2 separate regions of the Homo sapiens genome follow, and region 1 is linked to region 2. Evidence: read pairs that join two places in POLR2A ChIA-PET (ENCODE). Cell type or tissue: CD4-positive, alpha-beta T cell. All regions are shown on one strand. Each heading gives the region's core, and the rest is flanking DNA. Links, peaks and the distances in the headings are about the cores only. Region 1 has its middle 44 kb from the start of CEMIP2. Region 2 overlaps CEMIP2 (cell migration inducing hyaluronidase 2).

The links. Peaks named below come from ENCODE experiments on the same cell type or tissue, not always from the same donor. Only the 100,000 strongest peaks of a DNase experiment are listed, where the experiment ranks them.
Region 1: POLR2A ChIA-PET joins it to region 2 with 5 read pairs; 5 of 35 experiments call an interaction of 5 or more read pairs at or near these places.

What each region holds. Positions count from the first base shown.
Region 1 is chr9:71,810,399-71,814,796 of GRCh38, forward strand. No RefSeq gene overlaps it. Among named protein-coding and RNA genes, the nearest start is that of CEMIP2, 44 kb to the left of the region's middle. In CD4-positive, alpha-beta T cell, for the core only: no CTCF peak of the experiment used is centred there; no DNase peak of the experiment used is centred there.
Region 2 is chr9:71,746,823-71,751,220 of GRCh38, forward strand. CEMIP2 (cell migration inducing hyaluronidase 2) reads right to left here. Exons shown (of 24, transcript NM_013390.3): 2 at 3,221-3,563. The coding sequence starts at 3,551. Among named protein-coding and RNA genes, the nearest start is that of CEMIP2, 19 kb to the right of the region's middle. In CD4-positive, alpha-beta T cell, for the core only: no CTCF peak of the experiment used is centred there; no DNase peak of the experiment used is centred there; H3K27ac peaks cover 386 bases.

The DNA of each region.
Region 1 (4,398 bases), core at 311-4,310, 64 kb after region 2:
CATGGTTTTTGGTATAATTAACAGGAAAAAAAAATAAAATGTGCAAAACTAGCTCAAGTGTGATTGTCTTTATCTGGGAACAAAAGAGACTGTCTGTGATTCTTTGCAACCTACTTTGGTTTAAATTAAGAACATTTGGCCAGGCGCAGTGGCTCACACCTGTAATCCCAGCACTTTGGGAGGCCAAGGCTGGTAGATCACCTGAGATCAGGAGTTCGAGACCAGCCTGGCCAACATGGTGAAACCCCATCTCTACTAAAAATACAAAAATTACCTGGGTATGGTGGCAGGTGCCTGTAATCCCAGCTACTAGCAGGGGCCGATGCAGGAGAATTGCTTGAACCCAGGAGGCGGAGGTTGCAGTGAGCCAAGATCATAGCACTGCACTCCAGCCAGGGCAACAGAATGAGACTCCGTCTCAAAATAAAATAAAACAAAATAAAATAAAATAAATTAAGAACATTTGTGGTAAATCACCTACATTTAAGTGTAGAGGTTGAATGCTAATATTTTTCACTTCTCTCCTTGGCAATGATTTTAAAAGCTAACTCCCCACATTAGTGAGGACACTAGGAAATTTGCCCTCTAATATGCCATTGGTAGGAATGTAAGTTGGCATAACGCTGGTAAGCAATTTGGCAGTGAATACCAAGTAGAAAATAGTCATGACCTTTGACTCAACAATTTTGCTTTTAAGAACTTGCATACAGCTGGGAACGGTGGCTCATTCTCATAATCCCAGTACTTTGGGAGGCTGAGGTGGGAAGACTGCTTGGGGCCAGGAGTTCGACACCAGCTGGAGCAACATGTTGAAATCCTGTCTCTACAAAAATAAAAACTGAAAAAAGTATCTGGGCATAGTGGCTTATGCCTGTAGTCTCAGCTACTTGAGAGGCTGAGGCAGAGGATTGCTTGAGTCCACGAAGTCGAGGATGCAGTGAGCTATGATCATGCCACTGCACTCCAGCCTGGGCAATATAGCAAGACCCTCTTTGGGAAAAAAAAAGGATTTGCTTATGAAAACAATCAGAGTTAGGGAAAAGAATTTTGATCACGGCATTATTTATAATTACAAAAAAACCTGAAGAACATTTAAGTACCCAACAAGAGGGAACTGGTTAACTACATTATGGTAAAAGCATAGGATGGAATAGTATAGGCTGCTGAAAATATTGTAAAATAAGATTTAATGGTATGAGAAGATGTTTATTATGTATTTTAAGAAAAAAGAATATCTACACATACACACACAAAAAAACACATAGGATCCATACAAATATCTTTTTTTTTTTTTTTTTTTTTTTTTGAGACGTAGTTTCTCTCTTGCCCAGGCTGGAGTGCAATGGCATGATCTTGGCTCACTCCAGCCTCTGCCTCCCGGGTTCACACAATTCTCCTGCCTCAGCCTCCCGATTAGTTGGGACTACAGGCGCCCGCCAACACGCCCGGCTAATTTTTTGTATTTTTAGTAGAGACGGGGTTTCACTGTGTTAGCCAGGGTAATCTCAATCTCCTGACCTCGTGATCCACCCGTCTTGGCCTGCCAAAGTGCTGGGATTACAGGCGTGAGCCACCACACCTGGCCAATTTTTTTTATTTTTAGTAGAGACAAGGTTTCACCATGTCGGCCAGGCTGGTCTCAAACTCCTGACCTCAGGTGATCCACCCGCCTCAGCCTCCCAAATTGCTGGGATTACAGGCATGAGCCACTGTGCCCAGCCACAAATATCATTTTTAAAGCTGTAAAGAGTATATAACAAAAATGCCACAACGATTCTCCCTGAATGGTAATATGATGAAGAGTATTTATTTCCTTCTCTGTATTTTTCTGTACTTTCTAAATATTCTACAATAAATATGTACTATTTTTGTAATTAAGAAAAAGTTATTTCTTTTTTTTTTAAGCCAGACTCTTCTCAGTTGATTGTCCAAATGGGATAAGGGCGTATATTTAAGAGAAAATACGCATCAGTGCTGCAATGTGTTCAGAGCACGCTTACTATTGCAGTTGTGCGCAAACCATTTGTCAAGCCTCAAGCACACCCTTGGCTCTGGAGCTCAGCACAGTTTCCTTTCTGTGAGTAACATTCTATCCAAAAAGGAGCGCCTCAGCAGGCTGTTCCTGAGCCACTAAACCTTCCAACACCCTGTGAGCATAGCAGAAAGGCCAATTCCCCACTGAACCGGCAGATGGTGAAACATCCCCTTGGCTCTTGTACATCCAGACATATTGGTGCAGACACAGCTGCAAAAAGGCAAGCAAGTTCTCCAAGGCCAGGCAAAATTAGTCCTTTCTCAAGGGAGTGCTCTGCTATGCCAGCTGGCATTTCCTGCCATGCTCCCAGCCTGTTTTGAGGGTGGATAATGGACAAAAATGGAGAGGGCTTAAACTGAAGGACTGAGTATCTCAACCAGTGCAGAGCTGGGCTTTGAACACCGTGAATACACTGTCAGGAAGTAACAGTCTTTCAGGAAGCAAAGAATTCCATATGACAGCAAAGTAGAAAGAGGCCTGGACTGTGAATTAGGAGCCCTGGGTGCTTGTTACATCTCACAGTCTCCCCTCTTTTCAGTTCCTTCTTCTATAAAATATTGGGGGTGGGCTAGGGAGTCAATAGATGAAATGAGCTATAAAAGTTGCTTCCAGCCTTCAAGACCTTATACTGATTAATAATGAAGTCATGCAATATAGATTTCAGTCAATAAAAATTTACTCAATACCTAGTATGTCTGGCAAGAAGGAGCCAGATAAATAAAACACTGTGGCCACCCACAGGACTCACTGTCCAAAGCATTGGAAAATTTCTTGGTTTCAATATGTATAATTATCCACTATACTATTTATTTAAGATAATGTTTTCCTCAAGATTGAATTTTCTCTGTTGCCAATAAAGTTAATTCCATTTTCGATGAACAATGTGTGTGCTGTATACTGGGAGACAGTATAGGTTTAGGTTAAAAGCATGAATTATAGACTCAGAAAGTCCCAGTTAAATCTGAGCTCCACCATTTCTTAACTGAGTGATCTTCAAAAAATTACTTAAATTCTCTCAGCTTCAGTTTCCTCATCTGTAAAATGGGAATAATAATGGTACTTACTTCTTGGGACTATTGTAGGAAATGAATGACCTGAGTCATTTACATTAAATGAAGTCTCAGTAAATCCCTATTATCTGTTGTTAATATAGGAAGTTTAAAATAATTTTAATATCAGTTTTTAAAAAGCACAAAATCTTGGAATGTTAGATTAAACAAGGGACCTTAGAAATAATCAGTTCCATTTCAATCCTTTGATCCTCCCATTTTACATAGGGAAGCCATGGACTGAAAGAGGCTGAGTAAGGCCCCAGGGACCCTTTCGAGCTTTTTTTTTTTTTTGGTATATTCTGTTAATTAGGAAATATATTGTGCTTTTCTGAGAAACTGAAAGTATACATGCTTGTACATACTTGCAAGTCATATAGAAATTATTTCAATCATTACTATTATTTTGAATTTTCTATCTGCTGCTTACTGAGATTTAACCGCCATTTCAAAGTTTTTCCAAGAATCTGGCATTTTGGCTAAATAGCCCAGTTGACCCTTGCCCCAGCTTCCCAAAATCCATTGTGATTGATCCAAATGGGCTCAGAATTTCCCTCCTTGTGCATAGATGCCACTTATCTGTTTTTCCATCTTGGTTTTTTTTTCTAGCTACTTTTGGCTATCAGAAAAAAATAATTTAAAGTTTGTACAAGCCAAGTTTGTTTCACTGCCTCCAATCAGACAAAGATACCTTTCCAGAAATCAAGACTGTGGATATACACCCGTGTCTGGAGGACAAGAAGAAGATAGAAGAAAATGGAACTCACAGGGATTAGAGAGAAAGGGAACTGACACTTATCCTGTGCTTTCTGTGTTCCCAAGGATTCACTTGGTCCTCACAACAACCCAGTGAATTAGTCATGACTCTCCCCGCTTCAGGTGAAAAAGCTGAGAGTCAGAGAGCAACTTGCATGATGCAGCATAGCCAGGAAATGGAGTGGGAACTTGAACCCAGGCCAGCCTATTTCCAAACTCTTTCCGGTAAGTGGGCCACACTCCTCCCATGGTCTTAATGTGATTCAATTGACAGAACGGCTTGGTGGAAAAAATGTAAAAATGAAAACAAATGGTTCCTATAAGATGGTGTAGTCACATATTTGGAGAAGAGAGATCCATTATGCAATTCACTAAAATGTGTTGAATGTCTACTAAGTGTTACCAAAGCACTGAATTTCACTCATTAAAGACTCATCCCAAGTATCGTAAGTCACGTTTCAGTCCTCCCTAATACGGTTTTCTTGTATTATGTATTATGACTCTTGAATGGTCAGAAATGAGAGTAAACTTAACAGATGAAGATGGAGACAGGATTAT
Region 2 (4,398 bases), core at 81-4,080:
ACTGATAGCACCTCTCTCCAAGACTGAGAAACATCACTATCTTCAGCCATGTGCACTCTCCCAACAAAATGAAAGAGGCAAGTGGCTAAAGACATAACTTCTCATTTTCAGAGATGAGGAAATTACAGGTTAGAGAAACCAAAGATTACTTAGCAAGCTGAGTGATACGCAAGTTTCCCCTTTTAGAAAATGAGATTATTGACTTGTAGTGTTCCTTTACTGGAATTAGAACTTGCCTCTTGAATAGGTATTATAATAACAAAAATATAACAGTATTTAATTAAAATAGCCATAGCTATTTAATGTATGAAAACTTTAAGGTCCGCCATAATTTTGAAGAGGGGAGAAAAAAAATCACGCCTTCAATTTTGATCAACCTATGGCCAAGTATTTGTGGAGCATCAATTTATCCACTCTGTACCAGATATTTTAAAATTTATAAAGCATAGAATCAGCTCACATTTCCTCAGAGTTTATATGCAAGCTTTGGAGGGAAAAAACACCAAGTATGAAATAATGAAACACTGAACAATATGGTAGTCAGTCGAGGTTCAAAAGACCTCAGGCAAAGGAGGCATGGGGCTGGAGTAACTGAGGCAGCTTCATGAACAGGTGACTTGAGAGCTGGACACCAAAGGATGGGCAGTATTTAAATAAGAGGATCATGAGAACACTAGTAATGCAATTATCCCTTGAGATCCAAGTAGTCCATTTGGTTGTTCAGAATTCCAAGGTGGCTTTATTTAAACTCAGCTAAGGTAAGAATAAGCAAGATATGCTTGAAAAACCATAGGAAGAAATTCCTTTCATTAAGGTGGCAGGTACATGTTTAGGAATAACAAGAGAAAAAGTAGAGAGGTAGGGTGCTACACAAACATATTGTTCTATACAGAAAAAAAAATGATTCCTCATTTTGAACTTGCATAACACTAATGCAAACATCTTCCTGTTTCTGAGCTCTCACAATGCCCTAGGTTTATGCTTTCTCTTATTAACCACAGCTACAATTAGCCTCACCAGTTATATCCTTGGCAATTATTTCATGGAATTAGTTTTTCTCACAGCAGTATCATAACTGTTGATATTTAATGCTTCTGATAAGTCAATGAGTATCACTATTATACTAAAAACAATCTTTAAGCTTTTCTTCCCATCAAAGAAACAAAAAAACTCTTAAATTTGTTTTGCCTTAATAATGAGGATTCCTTAACTTTTCTACCTCCCTCTTCCCATACAACATCTAGCTGAAATTCTCCATAGTTTTATAACAAGCACTGTACCCAGCTATAAAGAAGGAAATCCAGTCTTTTGAGATCTGGAGCCTACTTCAATGATTATATAATTTCTCTTAATTGTTTTTAATTATTTCCCAGGAGAGCATGGTTCATTAGAACCATCACCAAAAATTCCAGTCTGTTTCCTTCCAGTAAAATGCACTTAATGAGAAAATGTGTAGTCTGTACAAAGCACTGAAAAGTAGCTCAGCCAACCCCACCTTCCCAGCTACCCACTTGAAGAGCAGTGAGTATATTATCAAAGTTATGTAACAGCAATAACCACAGTCAAGCTGACCCTGAAATATTTCAGCATACCAGATCTTTCCACTGATGATCTGCACTTTACACTGCCAAAATGTGAAACTAAAGAATGTTGGTTCAAGGAACCATATCAGCAATGCCCTGTTTTAGATGGAATATGAAAACACCAATCAAAGCCATAGACTTCAGCTCTGATTTCCCACTGGTCTAGCATCCCTTTACTGCAGAAGAGTTGGGAAGTATGAATCAGCACAGTGAACTTGGTTATTATGAATCAGCACAGAGAACTTGGTTATTCTGCTGGGAAAAGGAGAGAGGAAGTCATACCGCATGCAATGGAAATCAATGTTATAAGTTCATAATGTGGTCTACTTGTTTGGTCCATAAGGATATTAATGTGCATGTCTCTCTCATTTGAGGTTTATTTTCTTAGAAGTACTAGCACTACCTCTCCCAGAACCTTAAAATTTTAAAAATCCCTTGAAAGCACCCAAGAAAACTAAATAATAAAGTATTTGTAAGTCTTATAAGTAGTAAAATGCCTCTGAACTGTTACAGCCACTTAAGGAAGCATTTAACTTGACAAAAATCTGTTGTAGACAAATATGGTACCCAGTCCAGGCTGTTAGAGTCTTCTCTCTTCACAGCCCCGAGTCCTTTGATTTTAGACAGATGGATGGTATTCTTTTATGAGGCAATTCTTTGTTGGTATTCCAATAAGGCTGACTTGCAACCATCTTCTTCAAAACTTTTCAAAATATTGATATATCATTAACTTGAAAAGAAAATACCATTTAAGAAATTAAAATCTCCCTGCATAATATTTAACTATGAAGTAATGACTGATTTTTAGACAAAGGTGTCAGAACTTATATATCCTAAAGGATGCTTCCCTTCCAGGATATATATTGTTACTCAAAAATATTTGAAACTTTTCCTTTGGAACTGCTTCCCAAGCCCATTTCAAGCCACAAACACAAATATTATTATTTTTAGTCACTTACTTAAACAAAAAAATCTAATATAGTTCACTATACGTATGACTAAAAAAAAAAAAACTTGCGGCCGGGCATGGTGGCTCACACCTGTAATCCCAGCACTTTGGGAGGCCAAGACAGGCAGATCACCTGAGGTCAGGAGTTCGAGACCAGCCTGGCCAACATGGTGAAACCCTGTCTCTACTAAAAATACAAAAATTAGCCAGATGTGGTGGCACTTGCCTGTAGTCCCAGCTACTCAGGAGGCTGAGGCATGAGAATCATTTGAACCCAGGGGGCGGAGGTTACAGTGAGCCAAGAACACACCACTGCACTCCAGCCAGGACAACAGAGCAAGACTGCCTCAAAAAAAGAAAAAAAGAAAAAAAAAATTGCAGCAGTCCAAAAATCATACCTACCATAAGAATTTAGTGAAGGCCCTCAAAGCATTTCCAAAAGAGGTACTCCAAGACCTCCCTGAGTGCTGCAACAAAGTGGCACAATGGACAGGAAGAGCAACCATTTAATCATTTCCAACAGATTATTGAACAATTGCTCTCATTCATAAGAAGTGACACCTCGTATTACCTAACTACATATTAGTTAGCTAGGGCCAACTTAAGATAAATTTTTTTTTAAGTATTCTACTATTTCCTCCTCTTTTGTCTTCTAGAATATGTTCTATGTGCATATACACACACTTACCATCTGGAGCATATTTTGAGGATATTCCTAAAATGATTGCAAGTGCAATAAAAAATGAGAAACTAGTAATAGCAAAACAAATGAAAGTATTTTTGTGTCTCTTTTGCTTTTGACTTTCTCTCTGGGCTTGCTGTTCTTCAGGTGAGAATGCGAAGGTTGCCCGGTCTTCTCGTCTGATGGAGGTAAATTTGGCTGAAGCTTGACTCTTTGGAGGAGGAGGGGGACGCAATGGGACAACCTTCCCTGGAACATAGCCAGATGGGTGACGACTATTTCCATTCTGAGGTTGGAGGAAAGCAGGGGAGTGTCCCCTGGAATCAGTGGCATACATGATACACTGTTACTGTGAAAAGAAAAAAAAATTAAGCTTCAGTATGTGTAAATTCTTTTTTAATTTCTTTTATTTATTTATTTATGAGATGGAGTTTCACTCTTGTTGCCCACACTGGAGTGCAATGGCATGATCTCGGCTCACCGCCACCTCTGCCTCCCAGGTTCAAGTGATTCTCCTGCCTCAGCCTCCCGAGTAGCTGGGATTAGAGGCATGCACCACCACGCCCAGCTAATTTTTTTTTTTTTTTTTAAGTAGAGACAATGTTTCTCCATGTAGGTTAGGCTGGTCTCGAACTCCCAACCTCAGGTGATCCACCCACCTCAGCCTCCCAAAGTGCTGGGATTACAGGTGTGAGCCACCGCAACTCGCCTTTAATTTCTATTTTTTAGAGACAGGGTCTCACTCTGTTGCCCAGACTGAAGTGCAGTGGCATGATCATAGATCACTACAGTCTCGCACTCCTGGGCTCAAGCAATCCTCCTGCCTGAGCCTCCCGGGTAGCCAGGACTACAGGTACATCCCACGATGATTGGCTAATTTTTAAATTTTTTGTAGAGATGGGATCCTGCTATATTGCCTAGGCTGGTCTCAAACTCCGGAGCTCAAGTGATTCTTCCACCTCAGCCTTGCAAAGTGCTGGGATTACAGGCGTGAGCCCCAGTATCCAGCTGGAATGTATGAATCATAAATGGTTTTTTTAAAGTACTTTTTAAATTGTGTTAAATATACCATAAACTTACATTTTAACTATGTTAAGCGTACAATTCAATGGCATTACGTACATTCACAAAGTTGTGTGACCATCACCACTATCCATTTTCAGAACTTTTTCATCATCCCAAAC